Linked DNA regions of Mus musculus: all the other regions are linked to region 1. The links are chromatin loops, found by intact Hi-C in ENCODE. Cell type or tissue: left cerebral cortex. All regions are shown on one strand.

Region 1 (5,000 bases):
TTGTGCTCAGCTAATTTAGTCTTAGGAGAGATGTATATAGAATTGTTGAAATTATCTAACTCCTCAACACAAAGAATACTTCCTGGTTTTATTTCTTGTGTTATCTATTTTGTGTCTCAAAAATTGGCTTTTTTTTTTTTTTTTTTTTTTTTTTTTTTTTGCCATGTGAGCATGCAATTCGTTTCTTGGATTAGAGAGAAGTGCTTTACTCATGTGGTTTGGAAAGGCTTCCTTTCCTAGTTGTTTTCAGAGTGGGAGGCACTCCAGTCTGAAGGTCAGAGAAGTCATGACACATTATGGGCAAGCTCATCATCTCCTTACTTCACAATGATTTCAGAAGAGCATGATGCAGGCAGCAATGTAAGTCTTGGTCATGATGTTCGGTGGCAGAACATTTGGGTTTCCCTACAGGTGGAATCAGTAGGAAGTGAGTCATTAGTCATTGCATTTTTTGAAAAAGTAAGAAGAGAAAAAGTTTAGAGTGAAATTGAATACAGGCTTATAATTCACTTCTGTCATCCACAAGGGAGGATGATGTTCTGCATTAAGCTTGTTCACCAAAAAGGCTCACAAGAGCATGGTTCTTATGCTAAGTGCCAATTAGAAGAGAATAGAAAGAAAACACGTGGTTCTTGAAGTCTTTATTGGATATTATTTACGTTATGAATGTGTAAAGATGCATTGTGCAAACACATCTTTTTTTGTATGACTAAAGATTCTGATGGAGAAGTGCATAGAGACAGTGGTGGTAATGGGCAATGTGGAGAGCTAAGTAGTTAAGGAATGGGAAAAGGACACAGGAAATAATGAGTGCTCTTAATGGGTCAGGAGGAAAGGAATAGAAATCGCCTTACCTGAGAAACTGAGCTCCACTTCACTGGTCTGCACAAGAGCAGATAGTTTAATTTGCCATGGGTTTGCTGGATCCAGATTCCCATTCAACAAATTTCCCAAGTGGAGATGATTTCAAGAGTTGGAATCTGAGTGACAGACAAGACCCTTCAAATGCCGTTGTGTTTAGTAATGGGAAACCCTTTGCAAAGTCAAACTCTGACTAGGAGTTGTATTTCAAAAGACCAAAATCTGTCTCAATACAAAAATCTACTTCTTTGAAGGTAAAAAATTCTTTGAATTGAGTGATTCAGTGTTCAAGACTCCCACATCAGAAATGCAGATGTGTGGGGAGAAACAATTCAGGGGTGCATTAATTTGATTTTTAGCTTGTTCAATGTTTTGGATTAAAACTTGTTTTCAGATCTAAAGGACTAACAGGACAAACAGGAGCTAACACATTAGGAATTTGAAATTAAGGGCCTTTCCTTGTTTCCAATAAACATGTCTGAAGAGTGTTTTTCAGGTAAGTCAGTCATGGCTTAGCCTCAGATACCTTTAGTTGTTGCCTGTTGGAGAACAGTGGTGAGAGCTTGCATTCCAAGATGTTGTGGGTATTCATATTTTCTATAATAATATGATTCTAGCTAATATAGCATTCCTAGATTTCATAATCTGGAGAAAAGTTGACAGCTTGGGAAGTCTAACAAATCATGAGGATGAAGAGAAAGGAGTATGGGTGTTGGACAGAAGGCTTTCCATTCTTCTGTACTATCAAAATAGAAAAATCACAAGGCTTTTCCCTCCACATACTCCACATACTCCTCCTTTTCTCTTCTCCCTAGTCTTCCCAGGAACAGCTGTTTAGTTGAGGGTCTCTTGTATTTGTGCCCAGGCTCCTTCCTGCGTCTTAGTCCAAGTTGCCACATGCATTCCTAAATTAGCAAATGTATGTGGCTGGCTTTGGTCTCCTATCCAGTCTTTGCTGGCATACTAGTTTCTGTGGACAGTATTGGGTGAGAAGCTTTCTTGCCTGCTTTTTGCCTGATGGTTGCTTACTGCACATAGGTTCAAAACTGCAAACTCAAAAGCCTCCGAGATACAGCAGCTTTAAGATTGCACTGAAGCATCCCTGAAATTAACGGCAAATATTCTCTCTTGTGAGGAGTAATTAGGAAGCCAGCGTTGGTCTTTGAACCAAAGCAGAAAGGGCTCAGTGAATGGCTTTGACCAAGTAGGATGCAGTTCCAAACCCACACAGCTCTCAAGACCTCAACACACATAGGTTTCTAATTTTTCTTTTCCACAACCTTCCTCAATTTCCAACGACCAAGGGTTCAGCCTTCTTTCCTCCCCTCAATATTTTTGATTAGGGGCTCAGTCCAGAACTGAGTCCAGAACTGCTTCCCTGATCTCCAGACACCAAGCACACCTAATTAAAGATTGCCATTGGCCATGAAAATATCTGTGAAACGAGCCTGTATGGGATCAAGGATTTTTAGTCCTCTAGGCAGGGCTAGGTGGACTTCAGAAAGTGCCAAGAAAGACAAGGTCTCTGGAGTTTACTCACCAATAATCTCAAATTCTCTACTGAGTTTTTCACTCTACTGAATGGGATTGACTTCAAGTTGTATGATTTTGGGGTACCCAGGCCCAGGGAGTAAGAGTGTCAACAACCCAGATACTCCATTGAACTGGACGCAAGCTAGTGCTTTTGAAGGCTTGCTTACTTTTCTTTCTTCCTTCCTTTCTTTCTTCCTTCCTTTCTTTCTTTCTTTCTTTCTGTCTGTCTGTCTGTCTGTCTGTCTTTCTTTCTTTCTTTCTTTCTTTCTTTCTTTCTTTCTTTCTTTCTTTCTTTCTTTCGTGTTCACCACAACTCCTAGCTACATTTATTTCTTGCTTATTTTTCTTGCTTGTGGGTTTTGCCTTTAACAGACCTTGAAGTCAACCAAACTCCCCACATGGTGGCTCTCTTGACTAAAAAGTTGGGCATTGAATTGTAAATTTTAAATGCGTAGTCCTGGAGATTTTTAAATGTCTTTCCAGATGGAACTCATTTCAGAATTCAAGTGGGAGGCAAAAGTGGGAATTTTAATGGAGTTCACCTTTGACTCAAAAGTCAGGAGAACCACTGTAGGCAATAGTTTTGGACAAGTTTGTTATGAAAAGCAGTCCTGCTGGATTATCTTTCCTGTTCACTGCAAGCTCTTTGTGTGAGGGCCAGGAAAGGTGGACGCTGAATATGTAGTTCAGGGATGTAGTCACCCCAACCTAAGATAGCAGACAGATATAATATAACACAAAGAGAAACATCCCCTGTGTAGAAGTAGTTTGTTGATAGTATTCAATCTAAAGCTAGGAGGAAACTAAGAGGAGACAGGCAGCTTTGGATCATTCAAAGTCAGGAAATAAGGAAAATTTTTGATAATTGGGGAAAGTATTAAACCTCAAACAAAGGTGATAATAGCATTAAAAGTGAGAAATACTGTGGCTTGGAAAAAGTACTCAGGACTAACAGCTTATTTAAACTTATTTAAACCCAAATCACAGTATAGGCAGCAGCACTCGTACTTAATTCTCTCTCTCTCTCTCTCTCTCTCTCTCTCTCTCTCTCTCTCTCTCTCTCTCTCTCACTGTGTGTGTGTGTGAGAGAGAGAGAGAGAGAGAGAGAGAGCTTCAGATAGTAAAAATGCACACTAACTGTTATTGATGCTTCTATTTTCCCTTGAAAAGAAAGGCTCTCGAGATTTCCTAGTGGACCAGAAATTTCTGAATCTTCTGAAATTACTCAGGTGCTTAGAAGGTCCCCAGTGAATGTGATCTTTTCTCATTGCTTTCTTCTTTTCATTTTATTTTTAGTTAAAAATATTAACTATCCCCCAGGGAAGGGTTCCTGGTAGCAACCTTTATCAAGACAACTTGTGCAGGGAATCCTCCTGCATTCCGAGTCTATATTTCCCTAAACAGAATTCAACATGTAAGAGAAATTCAAGAGACACACGTCACACCCTCACAATCTTAAATTTTCAATTATTGCAGAAAACACAGTGACATGGTTTCAATTTTTAAAACTAGTAAGAGCCACGGAGAGTGTGAAAGTGTGTAGACAGGAAAGGTAAAGATCCATCTGAATACTAGGACTAACTCAGAAGAAAAAGCTTTGCACTGAGGCAGGGATTAAGCAGGTTCTGAGCACTGGGACATTCGTGGACACAGAATCCAAGGGAAGATTAATATGAACAGCGGGGTGATTTAGACAATGAACTCCCACAGTAAGAGCACCACTGCCAAAGCTTCAAATTTAGAGGCTGTGGTGAAAATTAAACCAGTGGCAAATTTCAACATTTGCAGCATCTGCGCCCAAATAGTTCAGCACCAAGAGCCTGGACAGCACCACAGGCTCTCATCCTAGTCTCATCCATCAATCTATTCAGAGACAGACTGTCAACCCAGCCAGACTCATTAGATATTTACTGAAAATCCTTATAATTCTTTCCTTTAAAACACAAAACGACTTCCATGTTTAGTAGCCTATTTGAAAAAGCATATGCAAGGAATTGAGAGATCAAAATTAAAATTATTAATAGGAGATCTTGATGGTGCTTAAATCTAGAGATCAGAGTTGTCATTGGTGGGGGTTGAGTGAAAATTAAGAAAAATTAGGGACTCAATAAAAACATGACTTCACCATTCTCTAAATTCTACGAGTTCTTTACTTGTCTTTGAGAAATCAGTGAAATCGAAAACCATCAAAATAATTGGACTTCTTAAAAATTGGATTGTGTGAGTGAAAGGTGTTTATCAGAAGCGGATGACTCCGGATCTTATCATCCTGGAGGACTGCACAGAATAGTTAATATGTTCCTTGAGGGACTAGGATGCTGACGTCTTTTACTGATACCGGATCATTACGTGACTGGGGGAGAAAAAAAAGGAAGTCATATCATGAATAAAAATCGGAGTGCAACAGTGCAACCAAAATATTCTGTACTTGAAGGCAGAAAGATGTTGACAAAGAGGTGTCTCCTGAAACCACGTTCGGACAGCTTATTTTGTTAACTGCATATATAAAAACGAGCAGAAGGCCAGTCACCTCTGTCAGCAGCAGAAGCAGCAGCATCTTCAGACGCAGCCTGAGACCTCAGAGCAGAGAAGGTGCCTCCGACTCC
Region 2 (5,000 bases), 1.4 Mb after region 1:
AATCTCCCAGTTCTGACCTTCTGCTGATGCAGGCACTGAGCAGCTCCCACGTCCATTCTGTAGATGAATTCTTAGCCATCTTTCTCAAAACGTTCACAGGTTGGTGTGGGGGACAGGCTTTAGCAGGTAATAATACATGCTACACAGAATATATTTTGGCATGTAAAGTCATTTCAGAGCCAGGAAAACAAGCCCTTCTTTTTGGTCAAATAGACCAATTAGGTTACAGGCACTGTCTGGAATCTCTGCAAGCATGAACTATATTTTGTTGTTTTTCTGTGAAAGTATTCCAGACTCAGTTGTGCTGGTTCAGTATCTATTACTTATTTCCAAGAGCTAAGCAGAATAGAGGCTCTGTGAGCTCTAATGAGACCTCAGGAAAGTATTCTGAAATGCCTCTAATCCTTCCTCATATTTTATCATTGCTCATATGCAGTCCTGTCACCATCATTAAGCTTCAAAGCTTTTCATAATAATTATTTTCATTGCCCATGGATTCTAAGTTCATTATGGCAAAAGATTAATTTGTTTTGCTTGCTTGCTTGCTTGCCTGCCTTGAGAATTTATCTTAAACTTCAAATATTTTTTGTTCTTGTTGTTTTATATTGAATTGTTGACTTATCCTTTCAAGCCCAGTTTTTTGATTGACTTACTATAGTAAGACAATGAAAGAAATTTAGGATGTGTTGGGTGATATTTTGCTTAATGGTTAGTTTAGTTCTGAAATTGGAACTAAAAATTAAAACTTCATGATATTTTTTTCAACACTGGGAATTGAACCCAGGCCTCCTGCATGCTAGGCAAGTGCTTGACTACTATAGCCATACCACCTTATCAGTGACACATTTAAACAAACTCATTGATAAGTACCTCCAGGCTCCATGAAGGACCAAGATTCAGGGTCCTTCTAAAATAATCCCTAATCCACCATTTCCCAGGTTCCCTGTGGGCTAATCAAGAACCCGGGGTGGGACAACCTCAGAAGCAACATGTTTGTAGTGTGACAAGGTACCTGGAAGAGAAGCCAGCCTCAAACAAGTGTCTGCAAGAGGACCTCGTGTTCAGTATTACCTTGCTGCATTTCTGTCTTCCTCCCTGTTTCTTTTCCTTCTCTTAAAAATGCACACATGATCTTCCCTGCCCCAAATCTCAAATTTAGTAAGCCCAAACCATCTTCTAATAAGGACATCCCATTCTAAAACCCAAGAGGTAATGTAGCTCCTATTATCCACATGTGAAATCAGAGGTTATGTAAGGTTCTTCGTTGCGGGAGCCGCTGTTACACCCAGGACACTATCATTTCCCGTTACTCTGCTACTAAATTAAGCAACACTCTCAAAAACAAGTTCATCTTACAGTTACCAAAACTGAGGATGGAAAGCAATTGCCACTTCCTGTAATGATCATACTGTCTGCCGCACGAGTTTTATTATGCAGCCCTGTGTGGGTTTTCTCTCTTTTATATTTAAACACAAATCATTGTGTCTCCTCAGAAGACACATTTCCTCCACTTCAGGCAGCAATGGAGAATGTCCCACTTGGAAGGCAGCTTTGGAAGATGTTCTTGCTTAATAAAATGTAATCTTCATTTGCATATGATTAATAGCACCCATACTTGTAAGTATATGCAACTGTCTCTCTCACCTTAAGGTACAAGAGTTAGACAAGGTTGTAAGTGCAGACAGGTGTTTTGAAAATATAAAAATCTCTTTAGTAAGCTGTATCAAAGTTCAAATTTTTAGCTAAAATCATTCTATAAAAAGTTATGTACTGCTATTGCATCCTTCTCTCCACCCAAATCAGCTGACTAGTTCTTAAATAGTAAGGTTTATATTTCAATCTCCCAACTCTGTTTTGAGATAGGAGCTCTACCAAAGTGGGGAGGCTTTCCCACAAACCAGCCCATCCAAGAGGATGTGCCTTTAATTCTTTCTGTTCTGGTGCTTTCCTATTAAGAAGGGATCATTGGTCTTAATCCTATCACAAAACAGTGAGAGTTCTCATTATTTTCACACACAAAAAAATTACAGCTTATGCTCCACCAAATCAGAATACCAAGCATTTGTAATAAGATCACTATCTCAAAAGAAAATCATCTAAGATATTAATAACCAGGCCCTGATGTAAAGCAACCTAGCAGAGGGTATATAAAGCATTGGGGGTGAAGGAGATATTTGCTATCTTTTACCTACACTCAAATTTTAGCTCTAGTTCATTTTAAATAGCTTCACTTCATTGTTTTGGATAGAGCAAACATAGAACTATGAATATACTTTACACCATGATTTTATTGCTTAACACTTTAATATTTTATAATTTCAAGACCATTTTACTGTTGAGTAACGTTTCTTTGAGCAGTACCATATGAAGCAAAGCATTTATCTCAACATAAATTCAGTGGAGACTTAACTATCCAAGTCACAGTTCCCATGCAACAGGACAACCTTTAAAGTCAGAGATCTGACTGTGGACCCAATCACTGTCCTAACTGTACTTTGTTTCTCAGACTTGTTCTTCCTTTGAGTCCTTCTTCCTTCCTGACATTTGAAGTTCATATAGGGGAAACCCAGATGATAATTATCTCAAATCAGAGCCACAGTTACCTGTTCACACAAAGATGAATGCTTCCAGTTTCAACAAACCCCCAAAAACCACATCTGAGAGAGTGAACAATCAAACCCAGTCATAGCTAGCACTGGATGCAATGTGTAACTCAATCGTAGCCAGCACCAGATGCTATGTGTGACTCTTTCCCCATCCTGCTTCTTCCCTGCATACTTCTACAGTTATTGTTGGAATCCAAAGCAGGGTTTAGAATGCTTGTCCCTCTCTTATCCTAGGAGGACAACCACAAAGTAAATTCCTATCCTAGTATGTTAATAATAGACTTTGAGAATCCCCCTTTGCGTTCTTAGTCTTACTTGTTAGAGAACTTAAACTCAAGGATAGTTTTAGTAGAGTGGGAGAAAAGAACAGGGCAGGTAAGCCATAAATCTGCACATCTCAGCAGCTTCTGGAGGAGAAGAATAGAACAGCAGAAGATTCTATGTACTTATATGTCAACTAAAAATATCTCCAACTCCAGTTCCAGGGGACCACATGCCCTCTTCTGGACTTCATGGGCACTGCATGCATCTGGTATACAGACAAAACACCCATACATATAAAATAAAAATAAATTTATTTTTCATAAAAAATAATAAGCTGTTGAGAAAACTATACAAACAGTACATTTTTATGAGGATTGAATAGTTAAACTTCATCGGCTGGTACACTCTGAGAACTACAAGCAGACTGTTCTAGCCATTTCCAGGGAGCTAATAACCCTAAAGAAGTCTGTGCCTTCTTTGGACAACCTTGCATGTCTGGGACAGAAGGAATGTGACCTGGAGGAGTTGCTATGGTCAAGAGTGGGCTCACTGTGAGTTCCACTCCAGAGGAAAGCCTGATCCAAAAGCAGGTCATCAGGGAGCAAACAGTCTCTGCTGCTTCTGTTTCCAGAGCTGTAGACACAGGCCCAGAGATAATAGACATGCCCTGCAAGTGGTCAATTACAATCTGTCTTCTAAGAAATGAAATTTAAGGACCCAAAGATGTGAAGAAAGTGTGGGACTCAGGGCCTCTTTGGGGACAAGCATTCCAGAGGGAAATTACAGGAAATGCTGCTGAAGGTTGGGGTTTCTAAGATTCCTGTTTTAGTGAGCCAGCTTTGCCTTCACTGTTCATAAAATGGCTCAAAATATAAAGTGCCTTCTTCTGCTCACATCAATCCCATGTGTATAATTTTAAAGATGCTGTGATTATGGACCGTGGATCATGGTTGTCATCCATTCACAGAAACTCAAGGAACTCATGCTACATTATTCCAATTATAGAAGAAACCTAATGGGCTATGCACAAGGAAAATTATAATTTTTTATTTTCTTCTATTACCTTTCCTCACTCTAAAAAAAAAGCCCTTGAATTCCAAAATAATAACATCTTTGTGAACAACTGAAACAAAGGTCGTTGGGAGATAGGACAATATTTCTTGTGAGTTTTTTTTTCTTTGTTTTATTTTCCTGTTTTTTTTTAATTAATGTTTTGAGTTGGCATACAAAGTAATGGACTTCATTAGAGCATTTTTATACAAGTGTGTCATTTTATACTGTGCTAGTTCATCTTCATGCCCTTTTCTCTGGCTCTCTTCCTCCTCTCAAACAGGCTCCTCCTCCTTTTTCTGTCACATGTTTTCATTACTCTGTTCTCTCCCACCCTCCATCTCACATACACACACACACAAAGAGAGAGAGAGAGAGAGAGAGAGAGAGAGAGAGAGAGAGAGAGAGAGAGAGAAAGTCTAGACTCATGAGGTTTTTGATTAACAGGAGAAACAATCAAATGTTACTAAAAGAAAAAAAAAACTCAGTTACTTTGCATTCTGCTTTCCTTCTTTGCCTTGCTATATAGCCCAGGCTGGCCTCCCTCAGATTCATGATCCTCCTAAGAAACCTCTCAATTACCAGAATAATAAGCATGCACTACCATGAATGATTGCTTGTGTACTTTTAAACTATACTCCCATATTTACGTAGAATATAAATCCATCTAGCCTATTACTTAGAAATATAAATTAACATGTACATGTTAGAATATAGGTTTTTTTTAAAAAATATGTGGCTACTGGAAGAAAAAATTATGATGCTTTTAAGTACACCAGTTACTGGATTAACATGTTCACAGAGAAGTAAGTAAAATGTTAACACGACAGTGTATTTTTTAGTCAAAATACTGCATATAAAATCTATGGCAATCAAGCTATCTCAAAAAATAATACCTACTTGCATATCAAGTTCTACTGCCCAAAGTTCAGGGGGTTTTATCACTTTCCTAAATAATTACCTTTTAAGAAATTGATTCAGTTGAGAGAATAACATGGAAACTATCTTTTTTGTTTTGAAACAGTAACTGTCTGTATGGCCTAGCCTGACCTGGAACTCACTGTCACCCTGCTTCCAGCC
Region 3 (5,000 bases), 340 kb after region 1:
CAAAAGACTTGGCTAGAGATGGCATGGAACGGTAGTGAAAATGATGAATGATGGGGGAAGTAAAGAAAAAGTAGAAGGTTGTAAAGTTCTCAAGCTGAGGAATTATAGGCCCTGGTCACTGGAATACTTCAAGAGAACTGATAAACTCTAAGGGCCGTGGATCTTGATACCCATGGCCTGTGAGCTGTAACCCTAGTTTCTACTAGGGGCTCTGGGTCATAATATCCGAAGCTTGTGAGCTGTACCACAAGCTGGATCTACAATGTCAAAACTGTAGAAAACTAAAGTGTTACATCCTTCAAATAATTATCTCTTAATTTGGGTTTTATAGACAGAAATAAAAAAGGAAAATTGTGCCAACAACCCACAAGAGATTATCTTATGGGGTATACTTTGAGAGTTCAAGTTGGATGTCAATGCGATACCTGCAGGGTAGACACCATAGCAGTTAACACTTTCAAAAGTTCAGGCATGCTGTAGCTCTTTTGACTGTACACTTCTACATGAAGTAGGTTTTGTCTTCATTGTCCTAATTTTCCAAGGCAGCTCAGCACCAGATTTATTTTTCAGATTCAGTTGAGGTGGACATCTAATTAATAGAGTTTTTATTGCTTTATTCTACTTGGTAAAACAGAATTTAGCTAATACTATAAATAAGCAAATTTGCTGTCCATGAAATTATGGTTAATTCAAATTATTCCATCTGTTTTCCTTTATTTAATTAATCTTGTATAGTTTATGCATGTACTAGATACTTTTCTAAGTGCTTGGGATACAACTGAATAAAAAGTTGTATATCTAAAAGTTGTACATTTTTATATTCTATCAGCGGTTGTAATTCATGTTGTAGAGATAATAAATAAATACATGATATAGGGAAGTAATAATACTAAGAATAAACACAGAGCCTAGAAATGTGAGCAGGTAAAAACAGAATATTATCTACTTAGAGTAAAGTCTCCTACGTAAACTTGTTTGTGAATACTTGTCATTTGAACCAAAACCCAAGTAAAGTGAAGAGAAAATGTCACACAGGTATAGGGGATGCTTCTGACATGAATAGCAAGTGGAGAGACCTTAGGGGTTCATGTGAAACTGTCCTGTTTGGATACAGCAGAACCCAATGTTTCTGAAGCAGCATAATGGATGGAAAGCATGATAGTTAAGACAGAATGAAAGTGGAAACAGAAACATATGAATGAAGACCTTATCCAGACTGGTTAAGTGGGATGAGACTGGAGTGTCTTACATTTAGAAATGGGAGACTATTATGTCCTTTACTTAAACTAACAAACAACAACAATACCCCAGTTTTGTGGCATAGGAAGAAAACAGACTGATTAAAGGGCTTCCAGAAAAATGAAATCTAAATGAGTGAAGAAAGTGAGATGGAACAACAGAGGAGAAGAAAATTTTAACAGGGCAAAAGAAGGATTTGTTTAGTTAGTTTGAACTTAGTTTAGGCTTCTACATGTGGAGTGAACTTTTGGGTGGCTCCTTAGTTAAGAAACAATAGTAAAGCTCTATTGCATTTCTCCTAATCTTACAACAAAATGTAGAATAAGAATCTACTGACTAAAGGAGCTAAGGAGGTTTGTAGCCCCATGGAGGGAACAACAGTGTCAACAGGACAGACCCCCTGGAGCTCCCTGGGACTGGACCACCAACCAAAGAATACACATGGAGCAACTCATGGCGCTGACCACATATGTGGCAAAAATGGCCTTGTTGGATATCAGTGGGAGGAGAGGCCCTTGGGCCTAAGTGTAGGGAAATGCCAGGGCAGGAGGGTGGGAGTGGGTGGGTGGGGGATCACCCTTATAGAGGCAGGGAGAATGGGGGATGGAAAAAACGGTTCCTGAGGGGGAGACCTGTGAAGGGGAAAGCATTTGAAATGTAAATAAAGAAAATATCCAATCAAAAATAAATAAATAAAAATAAAAAAGAATCCACTGACTATAAAGTAGGAACCCTAAAAGTAAGAATAGAACTTTGTTTAGTGCTATCTATGCCTGCTGAGGGAAGATCTGGCATCAGGAAGATCCAAAGGCCCCATCTTCAGGGCAGTAGTCCGAGATAGAGGCTCAGGATAGACCTAGTCTAGTAAGTTCTGTCTTCTTGTTGTACAGACTTGTGTTTGTCCTACATCATCACAGCCTTTATGGGCCTGTTAAATATCCCTGAGAATATATAGGTCCTTAAGAATAGAAGATTCATGAGAGATCAGCCTCTACTGGTACCCAGTCCACCTCTAATAATGTAGAATACTAAAATTAGAAGGATTCTGTTTATCAGAGTTAGAGTAGGAAGGAAACAGAGTGATGTGCTATGGAACTCAATGCCTGGATGCTGATTGACCCCCTGTGCCCAGTGCTGTTAAACAGTGCTAAGTGGTAGGCAGAGATATAGAAGCCTAGTCAGTCACATAGTATTTACTGCATCACCTGTCACTGATAATACTTGCTTTGGATATGAGCTCTGCTTAGCTGCAGGCAGACAAAAGTTGTATCAGCTTTGGTTCTATGATTCTGGTCCAGTGCTGTGTTGGTTTCAACAGGCTGTAGGTTCCATGTTATGGCCTGCTATTGTTATGTATAAGATTTTTTTTAACCTCACTATTCCCTGTCCTCCATACCACATTGTGGAAAGATTAACTGTCCATTTGGAGAAGGGTATGCTGAAGTAGTTGCTGTATAGAAGCCAAGGACCAATCTCTCTAAAGTGAGTCCAGACAGAATGTTGAGGTGTGTTACCATGTACTGGAGTAGAGGATGTGGTATTTGAACCTACCCTGGCCCAAAGTAAAGGCTTATAAGGAAGAACCACTTCTTTTAGACAGTTACCTTAGTTAATGTTGAACAAAACAACTTTAGGTTTGCAATCTAGCCTGGCATTTGATCACCCTCTAGTGCTGAGAAAATGACAAGACACTCAGGATAGATTTGGACATGCATAGATTTACTGTGCCATGTCATGATGAAATTGAGAAACAGTCTACAGGTTTAGAGAAAATAATAAAAGCTTACAATTCTACAACAATAGGTATAATATAGTCATAATATGTATAAACCATGGATAAACACATCAAATCCTTCATTGTGCAGATGCTTGTGAGTCAAAAGCATCAAGAACTGCCAGAGAACCATGACTTCACCTTACAGCCAAAGTAAGATGCCATTAAATAACCATACAGTAAGGAATGTATGCAAACTCTAAGGTTCAAAACACCTTTCTAAAGGAAACTCAAAAATCTCCAGAAAAATACTGAAATGATTCAGTATTCTAATAAAGAAAATGTAGAGAGCAAAAATACCGCAAGTCATTGCTTAAACTAAAGAGTACTCTGACTCAAGACATCGAACACAGTTTCAAAATTGTCAACAAATTATTAGTAGACCAAAATCCAGCAGCACATGAGAAGTATTATTCAGAATAATTAAGTAGAATTCACTCTATAGTCTAAGAAAGGTTCACCATATGTGATATCACCAATATCTTATCAATAGAGGAAACACAAAATCCATATTGCATACACTAGCAAGATTTTGCTGAAAGGACCCAGATATAGCTGTCTCTTGTGAGACTATACCAGGGCCTAGCAAACACAGAAGTGGATGCTCACAGTCAGCTATTGAATGGACCACAGTGCCCTCAATGGAGGAACTAGAGAAAGCACCCAAGGAATTAAAGGGAACTGCAACCCTATAGGTGGAACAACAATATGAACTAAGCAGTACCCCGGAGCTCTTGTCTCTAGCTGCATATGTATCAAAAGATGGCCTAGTCGGCCATCACTGCAAAGAGAGGCCCATTGGACTTGCAAACTTTATATGCCCCAGTACAGGGGAACGCCAGGGCCAAAAAGGGGGAGTGGGTGGGTAGGGGAGTGGGGGTGGGTGGGTATGGGGGACTTTTGGTATAGCATTGGAAATGTAAATGAGCTAAATACCTAATAAAAAATGGAAAAAATGCTATCTCATAAATACAGAAAAATCACTTGATGAGAGTCAGCATGGTTCCATGATAAAATGGAACAAATTATGCACAGAAAGCATGTATCTAAACAACAAGCCAAAATCTAACACAAAATGGAAGGGAGATTGAGCCATCCTCTTTAACAAATGAAATAAGGCAATAATGCCAAATTTTACAATTTTATTCAACATAATGCCAGAAGCTCTAGCCAGATGAAGAAGACAAAATTAAGTAGGACAGGCCATCTAGGTCATTTAGGCAAAGCTATGGTTCTCAATTGATACATATGCTCTTACATATAGACAATGTCCCCAAATCCACCAAAATGTATTATTAATAATAAAATATTAACAATTATTACTATTTATTAAAGTATTTTTAATTTAAAAAAATTATGTAAAAATAAAAAATAAAAATGAACCTAGATCTAAATAAGTATTTCTCAAAGGCACTCATAAGAAGCCATCAAAAACACATTCAAACCATGCATTATCAGGAAAATTCAAATCCAAGCCACTAAGAGATATTTCTTACTCTAGTTAGAATTATTGTCAGAAAAATAAATAAAAATTATTTTAATTAAAAATTAAAATTTATTCATAAGATATTAAATTATATTTGAATTATCATTAATAATTTTATTTGAATTATCATTAGTAATTAAATATTAGCCAGGCGGTGGTGGTACATACCTTTAGTCCCAGCACTTGGGAGGCAGAGGCAGGCAGATTTCTGATTTTGAGGCTAGCCTGGTCTACAGAGTGAGTTCCAGGACAGTCAGAGCTATACAGAGAAACCCTGTCTTGAAAAAAAAGGAACAACAAAACAAAACAACTAAATATTAATCATCTAATTTGGCAGTCTTGTTGTTTACAAAGCCAACATACAAAAAAACCAGCAGCATTACTATATAATGATTAAGTTATTTGGAAAAGAATATAAGGACATGAGTCTATTCAAAGTAGACAAAATGATCCAGAAATAAATTTAATCATTTATGAAAACTATGAAACGTTGATGAGAGC
Region 4 (5,000 bases), 1.5 Mb after region 1:
ACAGAATCGATGAGAGAAATCAATTTAAAAATTCAAACATTTTTAGAATGTCATTTTTTATATTAACTACTATATCCTTGATAAAACAAAAGCTAATATAAATTTTTATTTATTATGTAACATACTTTTCAGCTCTAGGTCACTTTCAGATTTCAAAAGTATAAAAATTAAAGAAAATCAATGATCACTGTATTAATTTTAAAAGCCCATATTTATAGAATTTTGAAAAATTGCTTTTCTTACCTTAATGCTAAGGGAGTTTTTTCTTTAACTCTCCCCAGTACAAGACATTCATAAGGCTTTTTGTGTGGAGAATCCAACGGGAACACAAACTCTCCTGAATTTGTGATCTGAAAGGAAGGAACCAAGAAAAGCCATTATTTTTTACCATCATTATATTTTCCAGCAAAAAGAGAAGTTATTAAACCTCTAGGCTAGTATTGTCCAATAAAAAATATTATATGAGCCACAAATGCAAGCCACCTATATAATTTTAAATTCTCTAGTAGTAACATTAGGAAGAAGTTAAAAAAAATAGAATGCAAGGTAATTTCCCTTAACTGCACTTAATCTAGCATGTCTGAAACAGAATTTCCACATGCAATCAGTTTTAAAAGGTATCATGTTGTATGATTTATTTTCCTCCATAGTGGGTCTTTCAAGTCCAGCACACATTTAACACTCAACAGTACCTCTCTATCTGAAGGGCACAAGTCAAGTACTGGAGAGCTACAAGTCACGGCAGCTACCATACTGGACAATGTAGCTATAAGGTGTGTTTGAACACTCACATGGCATGGATACTTTAAATATATTGTATTGTCATCTCGCACATAAACAACCTCTACTTTTTATGATTACTTGCTCCTGGAAACCAGGTCATCGTTAGTTCAGTCATTAATTCAACCGGCCATGTGACCAAGTAGTTAAAAATAAATCCTTCCACAGTTTAGATAGCAGAATGTCAGAGTCACAGTTTAGTCAGGGAAGAAAGTGGGATAGGTGATGAGGTAGAAAGGACCTGGTGCGGAGGCTGGCTCTTGGTGCTATAAATTCTAGCCTGGCAACTTAACAGGATCCTATCTCCAAAATAAAATAAACCTAGAAGGAACCTGGAAGCCTAAAAGGCAGCTAACCATGGTTACATAGGTTCATGGTCATCCTTGTCTACATAGCAAGTTCAAGACAGTGTGGGTTACAGGAGACCCCGTATCAAGGTGAAAAAAACCGAGAATGACAGATTCTTGGTCCCTGCACCTTCCCGTCCTCTCCACAGTGCTCTTGCTGATCCTTGTCCTCATCCCCATAAATAGGGAGAAACTATGGGTAATGCAAAGGGCAATGAGATTCTGGTGTACAGAGGAGAGAATGAAGGTAAGGCAGCCCTAACTTCCTATTCATTCAACTACAGTTGCAGGATATTCCATCACAGGATCACAGGGTGAACCCCAAGACTGCGTTATTTACTGGAAAAATAATCCATTAATCCAAGAGCTTTCTGCTTGAATATTGTATACAGGGTTAAATAAAGTCAACCATAGGTCAAGAGGCAGAGCAAGCAATCAGTTGATAGGAAGTGAACATAGGATTATTAAGGAAAAAACCATAGAGATTAAGAGTCAGGAGGACAGACAGACACACAGTTTGAAAGAGGTTTTTTGAGATGGTGTGAGAGAGGGGATTTCTTGTAGGATGACCGCTAAGGAGGAAGGTCAGCTGGGTGCTTTCTCTGTCTCTTTGATCTAGCAGACCTTCACCCTAGCATCTGGCTCCCAAGTCTTCATTAGTAAAATTGAATGATTAAGATTTTGTTTTAAAAAAAACAACAGGCCAGCAGTTTGGGAGCCCACTACAGAGACAAGGGATAAACACCTTGAGAGCAGGAAGACTGGTGTTCAGATACAAAGCATGAACAGTTCTTGTCAGAGCCTGAGGAGGACAGCAGTGCCGTGGACACACTGAGAACAGTCAGCATCTTCCTGGAAGTGAAAAGTGATGCTGAGATAACAGACAAGCTAACTTTTGAACTCACTTTTACCCAGTACCACTCTGCAACAACTTCCACAGACCACGAAGGATATAGTTCCTCCTTCACAAAACACAGATGTTTCTGCCTGTTGGTCACCCAAGTAACAATGAGACAGTCAGCAGCAGCCAGTTTAGGGATAGGCATTCGCTTTATCTGCTGTGGTGATAAACTACTGTACCTAAAAATAAACAACAAAAAAAAAACACTGTAATAAAATCACTGCAAGAAAGACATATAAGCAGGTAAAAGACCCCACAAATACAAAGGTCTAGGAGCCGCTCACATGCAGCTAAATATGGAGTCACACTGACACCTGGTGGACTCACTGGCACTTACACATGTACCAACTTTTCTATCTTCCTAGTTTTAAATTGTCAAGCTGTATGGCTTTTGTTTTTTAATTTCATATGATTTGCATTTCGGTAATTTTACAACATCTAATATGCGTTTTCTCTCATTCAAAATTAAACAAATACTGTCTGGATTTCATCATCCTGTGTGTCACAGGAGCCCCATCAGAGTGAGCTTGAAACTAACTGATGTCCCAATAACCAAATGACACAAAAGAAGCACTGACTCTGAGGCCAGGGATGCAAGAGTGGGATGACTTCAGCAAGGAGCCTTGCCCCTCTGTAAACCTCAAGTGTGTAAGCCTCAAACATGTAAACCTCAAGTGTGTAAGTCTCAAATGTGTAAGCCTCATATCTTACACACACTGCTGACCCCTAGGTCACCTATGACCTCACACAACCTCATGTTCCCTTTACAGTTTCAAGGCCCTGTCTACCACTGCACTCCTATCTTCCTGTTCAATCAGTTCCACTGGACTCTCTCAAGCCTTCATATTCTGTCTCATCTTATAGGTCCATTGTCTTATGCCTCCTGGCCATTAATAATATAAAAGAAACTTGTTTGGCTAAACCACATAACTTGATCTATAAATATCCAAACAAATACAACTCTTTCTCCAACATTCCCCATACAAGTGGAGATGACAAACTGTATTCTAATGTCCCATTATTGCTTCTAGACTCTTTCAACTTTGGCAAAACCTCCTCTTCTCTTTAAGAAGTACATTACCCAGCCACACTAACACCAAACCTTCTTCAATGAACACATTTTGTCCTCACTCTCAATATTCAGTGTGCTGAATCTCTGAGATCCCTCTACCTCAAAAAGGAAAACTTTGACTCTATTCTTAGCAACTTCAAAGCACAGCCCATATAATGTACACTCAACTGTTAATCTGCCTACACAAACAACTACACTCAGCCTCCAAAACCCCATTCCAATTACATAAGCTAGGCCTTGTCATCATGCATGCATGTGATGTGTGCATGTGCATATACATGCACACAATAGGAACTGAATGCAGGGCCTGTGCATGCAAAGCACATACTCCATCACTGAAGTATCCCCCTATACATACCAATACCACAATGGAATTCAATTTCTTCATACATATAAATGAAGTGAAGGAAAACACAGAGCAAAAGAAACTTTGAATCTATTCTCAAGTTCTTAAAACAATCATAGATTCTTTTATCTATCCATGGTTAAATACTGTAAAATCCTTACCGCTTTTCAGGTCCTCTGCCCATGCCTTGGCAGATGAAGTTATCTCAGACTTTAGTTAAAATAAAAGCCACCAAGTTTCTTCACCTACCAAATTATCTCTTCCCTCTTTATATACTTCATCTATCTACATCAACACACCTTCTCTACAGGGAAATATATGACATTCTTTACTAACGTTTATCCTTCCAACACTGTCTTCTCATTTATATATTCTGACATCCTGTAATGCCAACCACTCACCTGCTTCTGCATCTTTAACCCCTGTGGTAGTTCACTATAAACCTGTAAGCATTCTTGAATTATACAAAAGAAAAGAAGACAAGGGAAATGAAAGAGATGAAGAAAGAAGGGAGAAGAGAGGATGTATCAGGCTTCTTAAAATAATTTGTTTGTTCATTGATATAGATGTGTGCCTATTGTAGGATGTGTGTGGAGGTCAGAGAACAATTTGAAAGAGTCAGTTCTTTGCTTCCATCATGTGAATTTCAGGAACTAAAGTCAGATCATCAGACTTGGTAGAGATTGTGATTTGCCAGTGAGTCATCTTGAAGGCCCAAGTATTGTTTTAACCCTGGACAGTCTCCCACCAATGATGAGACAGCACCTCTGCTGGCTCATTGTTGAGTGTTCAGTCTGGATTGTGGTGCTATTCTAAAGACAAAAGAACCTTAAGGATGGAGACTGGCTGGCTGAGATAGATTAATAGGAGGGATGAGGGATCTTGGAAAGCTAAGCCCACCCCAGGGTCCCAACCTAGTGCTCTCTACTTCCTGTCTGCTGCTACATGCTCCTAAAGCTGTGAAAAGAGATACCAGCCTTTCCTAATATGATGGACTGAGATCTCTAAAAGCATGAGGCAAGCTCACCTTTCCTTCTGTAAGCCGCATCTAATGGGGATTTTGTCAATTTCTTCCTTTCAGTAACTAGGCTAGGAACACATGGACTTAAGTCTTCCCATTTCCTCCACTTTGTTTCATTCCTCAATCAACTCTGAAGAAACGTGTGCAACTCTACTCACTTAGAAAAAAAGAATGAGTCTCCCAGAGGGCAGGCTCAAGCATCTGGTTTCTGATGTAGGTAACACTACATTAAAGGAGTCAGGAACGGCTAACAACCCTTTCTTATTAAGCAAATACATGAAAGAACCCAGACTGTGTGTCCCCTGGACTCCTGACTTCCACCATCACACTCCCAGCACAGCAGTAGCTGGTATCTCAAATTTTTAAGGATAGATTCATCACAGGGCACAGCAACTTTATACCTAGGTTTAAGTGTCCAAGAGAACTGAAATGTATTTCCATAGCTAGCTGAACTACAAGGTTTGAACCCACTTTTAAACCAACTATTCCTCTCTAAAATCACCTTCGACTCAACAATCCGTCAGAAAGTTTCA
Region 5 (5,000 bases), 570 kb after region 1:
CTTAAATGAATAAAGAATAAATCTTTTGTTCACATCATTGTGTATGTGTCTTGCTCCTTAAAAAGTCTTCTCACTAATTCAAATACTTGAACATCCTTTTTCCCTTGGATTTTATATCTGTTCTCTTGTGTCACCTCCTGTTAAATTCTATTTCTTCTTCTGTAACTAAAAAGAGTCATACACATAGGCATTTAACAGTTTTTTAACTTATTGTAAACTATATATACACAGAGTAATATGTATATTTTATATTCACAAAGAATAATTCCTAATACCTATTTTCTCATACTCAGCTAATTTGAATTGTTGATACAAAGAATGCCTTCTAAAAGGTGAATTTCGCTGCCTGCTCCCCTCTGCCCAATAGCAGCTGCTCTGTAAATGGTGCTACTTGGAATCTGTCCTCCAGGGGCATCTTGCATGATATATGATAGGACATAGAAGAATTAGCAGAGTTCAACTCAGATATGATTTGTAGCACATCAGGTCAAGAGTTAAATTGTAGGTCTGGGAGCCACATGTGTCTGCAGAACAATTTTTATTGACCCAACCAGGGGTTAATAACATCCATCAAGTGGTGCACAGACAGTTATTTGATATTTTCTGGCTGTAGTGAGAGTTCCACTGACACCTCTAGACATTATCAACAACTGTCTCCATGTTTGCTATCCTTTCCTCATCGTGAAAACTCATTTATGATCAGATGATTTGACTGAGCGACTCTGGTCTTTTAAAAACTATGTTAGTAAAAGAGGTAGCTTCAAGCTACCATTTCCAGTTTTTCTTATATTGTTGGGCAAGATGATATAAAGGTATGTGTGTTTCTAAAAAAAAGCACATCCTCCCTTGGCTATCTAAGATTCAAATATTCGTTTGAAAGAAGATATACATGAATAGGAAATATTCAAATATCTTTTTTAAAGGGACTGCTTTAGAATTCAGAGTCCACTGAAATTTAAGTGAACTTGTGCTGAATTTTAAGAACTATCCATCGGTCTTTTGCAAACGTTTGCTTTTCCCCCTCATTTTTAAAAAAGAAATGTTCTAAATCCCTAGTAGCCACAGAGAAAGAATACCCAGCAAAGAAAATGTATTTCTTCATTTTTTATTTGTTGTTTTACTTCCTGTACATAATCATCCTCCTAACTATGCAGAGCAATTACACTGGTACATATGAAAATTCATATATTTCTGAGCTTAGCTCCATGGATTAATAAATCCTTTACTAATTTGGAATTATGCTTCATGAGTTCATTTAGTAATATTTCACTTGCTGAATAATAGTAAACAAGTATTTCAACCAACTATAATATCTTGGCAAATATTTGCTGACGATTTATGTAGTGGGTACTATAATAAATCTTTCTCTCTCTCTCTTTTTTTTTGATGGTTTTTTTTGGGGGGGGATAGTTTTTGTTTGTGTTTGTTTTTTTCAAGACAGGGTTTCTCTGTATAGCCCTGGCTGTCCTGGAACTCACTTTGTAGACCAGGCTCTTTCTTGATTGTCTTTATTTTAAATAGAAAATACGTGTCATATATTTTTTGTATTATAGGAAGCTACTTACTGCAAATTAAAGACAAGTTTCTGGTAACTCATACCAACCAAATATGTAAAGAAAATACATGCCACCTCTTATTCATCTTTCTTTTCAGAAAATTTAACACTTTTAAAGTTTGTATCTTTTATAGGATAATATATTTACTATGACTCTTTCAAAATTGGGTAATTTGGGTTTATTTTTCATTATACTTTGCAAAAAATAGATTAACCATTCATTATGGTATACATAAGGCAACATAAGATCATAATATTAAATATAAACAATCCTAAACTATAAAATACCTAGGAGAGAAATTAACATGGAGACCATATTTTATGTATATACTTTTATTTAATTTTTTTCATTCAATATGTTTTGATTATACTCTTTTTCTTCCCCAGATTCATTCAGGATATTTCTGAGAACCTATTGATTCAAATTCATGTTTCTCTCTCCAATAAAAAATTAAAATCAAAACAAACAAAAAACCATTACACAAAACTCCCACAAAACATGTATTTTACCATTTAAAATAAAGACAATAACTGATTTGCTAAAAGTCAGTTTGTGAGGACGTTTGTCAAATTTATTCTTTCATATTTATTGAAATACCTAATTTATGGTTTTCAGAAATTTTATAACAGAACTAGCATCTTTTCTCTTTTCCATTTTTTTTTCAAAACCAATATCCCAACTACTGGCACATGTAGTTAATAAATAGACAAACACAGCAGAGTATAGCATCCAGAAATCAAACCATCTAAGTACAATCAATAGATTTTGACAGTAGTACAGGAAACTGAAAAGGATTTAAGCAAATACTCTATCAATAAGTTACAACCCAAGAAAATTTCACATAACATTTATATTTTAGAGCACTAGCTATAAATATCACTTCTCCTGTGATAAACCACCTGCACTTTCCCTTTGCTGAAGAAACAGAATCTCTCCATAAGTATTTTAGACAAAATGCAAGTGACCATGGTCAAAAAGGATTGTCAAAGTAACTGTTTCTGATAGGATTTATTATATGTGTTATATTATGATCAACAATGCATCTTCAATATAGTCAACTAGTTTACATCTACTTTTTCTTCTTCATAACTAAGGGCTAGGTAAAAATGTTGTACACTTTTCCAAAAGCCATGATGTAAGTGCCCTACACTGCTATATGGGCTTCATCAGCTTGTTTTCCATTAAGATAAATGAGCCTTTGTTAGCTTCCTTTCTGCTAGCTTTCAAGGCTGTGTGAGCTCTTCAAAGATTTGAACTTCCTTCAAATGATCACAAGGTGGCAGTGTATCAGAGTTTAAAGGAGAATGCTAAATGTCTGCAGTATGTTGGCAGTTGCTTGGGATGTAAACGTTGTAATTGATTGGTAGATATTTCAACAAAGGAAAACTGCACAAGTTTTTATAACCTCATTAGAAACTTAAAGCCTATGCTATATTTCTAGTTACACAGTTTTTCTTTATTTTCTGTTTTCCCGAGGAAAGGCTGGTCTAGAAGTAATGATCCTTCTACCTCATCCATGAGTACTGGGTGTGCAACATGTGATTGTGCCTAGATTGTTCTTTCCCTCTATAATCTACAAAGGAAAAAACTTACTTCAAGATATAGGCATATATCAATTTTTGTATTTTCTATATGAAACACAGGTAGTTTTGCATGAATTTCTTAGGTGGAAACATTTGTCAGGTCACTACTATGTTTTCAGCTTGTATACTTTCCTTCCAGAAGTCATAATAGAATTCATCTAGTGATAGAAATAATATTAGGAAATAATAAGATTGTTATGGTGATCTTAAAATTGAATACTTCTTAACTATAACTTTTAAATCATTATTGTAGAAATGACTGATATTTTTATTCATATGATCTTTTTATTTTATAATTATTTCTTTCATCATCTTATCTTTTTGAGTTATAAATATCTTTCTCCAAAATCATTAAGAGAACTTTCTTTAAAGAGGAGTATTATGGACCTGATAGTTCATATAGATAAAGAATGAGCAAGGGGTGGCATTTAGAACATCATATGCTTTGGATGTAATTTTTAATAAGCTTTTGTCTCCATGCAGTGCATTAAGAATTTCCTAATAATATTCAAATGATAACAAGGAAGACCTTTCTGAGAAGGGCATATACAGATATATCCTTAGACTAATCAAAGACTTGAGGGCATAATCATATTGTTTTTGTGTGTTATCTTTAAACTCACATATTATTTCAAAATGTTTCTTCATTGCTTTCCATAAGGCTGCCAATTTTCTTGGGAAAAAAATCATCTGATGAATTCAATTTGTTTTACATTTTATTCTCTTCAATTTATCTCTTGCATGAAATATTTTTCTAACTTAATTTTATTTACATAGTATGCCCTTGTAATACTTCTTATAAATATATACTTTTCCATTAAATTTGGTATATGCTGCTGAGAACAGATAATAGGAAACTTTGAACTCTTTACTCTATATAGATATTGCTTAGCATATAAAAAAATGTTGAATCATCTTCTAAAATCTAATGACACAATCTTTGGAATATTCATCTTATCATAGAAAGTAGTTTTCTCTCTCTTTTTTTTCTTCTTTTTCTTCTTTTCTTTTTCTTCTCTTTCTTTCTTTCTTCCTTCCTTTCTTCCTTCCTTCCTTCCTTCCTTCCTTCCTTTCTTTCTTTCTTTCTTTCTTTCTTTCTTTCTTTCTTTCTTTCTTTCTTTCTTTCTTTCTTTCTTTCTTTCTTTCTTTCTTTCTTTCTTTCTTTTCTGAGTCAGAGTTTCTCTGTATAGCCCTGGCTGTCCAAGAACTCACTTTGTAGACCAGGCTGGCCTCAAACTCAGAAATCCACCTGCCTCTGCCTCCCAAGTGCTAGGATTAAAGGCGTGCACCATCACTACTCGGCCAGTTTTTTGTTTTTTTCTTTTCAATTCCAGACAGAATCAGAAATATTATTTTAAAAATGTTTGGTTTTTTATTATATATTTTCTTTATTTACATTTATTTCATTTTTTCATTGTTTTTATTTATTTTTATTAGATATTTTCTTTATTTACATTTCAAATGTTATCCTCTTTTCTAGTTTCCCCTATAAAAATCCCTTATCCTTTCCCCCCCCCTCCGTCCCTTCCCCCCAACCCACCCACTTCCACTTCCTGGCCGTGGTATTCCCCTATATTGGGGCATAAAACCTTCACAGGACCAAGGGCCTCTCTTCCCATTGATGACCAACTAGGCCATCCTCTGCTACATATGTAGCTAGAGTCATGAGTCCCACCATGTGCTTTCTTTGATTGGTGGTTTAGTCCCAGGGAGCACTAGGGGTACTAGTTAATTCATATTGTTGTTCCTTCTATGAGGCTGCAAACCCTTCAGCTCCCTGGGATTTTTCTCTAGCTCCTTCATTGGGGAAACCTGTGCTTCATCCAGTGGTTGGCTGTGAGCATTCACTTCTGTATTTGTT

What was found. Hi-C counts contacts between places; a loop is a spot of excess contacts. Peaks named below come from ENCODE experiments on the same cell type or tissue, not always from the same donor. Only the 100,000 strongest peaks of a DNase experiment are listed, where the experiment ranks them.
Region 2: it touches region 1 in a loop (3-fold over the local background); 3 of 42 quality-filtered maps call a loop at or near these places.
Region 3: a loop joins it to region 1, with 5 times the contacts of the local background. A loop is called at or near these places in 6 of 42 quality-filtered maps.
Region 4: it touches region 1 in a loop (7-fold over the local background); 6 of 42 quality-filtered maps call a loop at or near these places.
Region 5: it touches region 1 in a loop (3-fold over the local background); 3 of 42 quality-filtered maps call a loop at or near these places.

The regions. Positions count from the first base shown.
Region 1 is chr17:93,194,213-93,199,212 of GRCm38, forward strand. Adcyap1 (adenylate cyclase activating polypeptide 1) reads left to right here and starts at 4,956. Exons shown (of 5, transcript NM_009625.3): 1 at 4,956-5,000. It overlaps Gm32465 (a long non-coding RNA gene), which reads right to left. Exons shown (of 3, transcript XR_385916.4): 2 at 855-980; 3 at 129-405. In left cerebral cortex, a CTCF peak has its summit at 2,797; DNase peaks (open chromatin) are centred at 2,833 and 3,893; H3K4me3 peaks cover 236 bases.
Region 2 is chr17:94,550,521-94,555,520 of GRCm38, forward strand. No RefSeq gene overlaps it. Among named protein-coding and RNA genes, the nearest start is that of Mettl4, 200 kb to the right of the region's middle. In left cerebral cortex, a CTCF peak has its summit at 3,112 (motif pointing left); DNase peaks (open chromatin) are centred at 1,328, 2,758 and 3,085.
Region 3 is chr17:93,529,829-93,534,828 of GRCm38, forward strand. No RefSeq gene overlaps it. Among named protein-coding and RNA genes, the nearest start is that of Gm25935, 290 kb to the left of the region's middle. In left cerebral cortex, a CTCF peak has its summit at 2,910; a DNase peak (open chromatin) is centred at 2,917.
Region 4 is chr17:94,733,304-94,738,303 of GRCm38, forward strand. Mettl4 (methyltransferase like 4) reads right to left here. Exons shown (of 9, transcript NM_001357135.1): 6 at 2,033-2,207; 7 at 244-350. Among named protein-coding and RNA genes, the nearest start is that of Mettl4, 14 kb to the right of the region's middle. In left cerebral cortex, a CTCF peak has its summit at 2,339 (motif pointing left); DNase peaks (open chromatin) are centred at 1,982, 2,351, 2,677 and 3,299.
Region 5 is chr17:93,759,730-93,764,729 of GRCm38, forward strand. No RefSeq gene overlaps it. Among named protein-coding and RNA genes, the nearest start is that of Gm32512, 410 kb to the right of the region's middle. In left cerebral cortex, a CTCF peak has its summit at 2,823 (motif pointing right); DNase peaks (open chromatin) are centred at 2,552 and 2,825.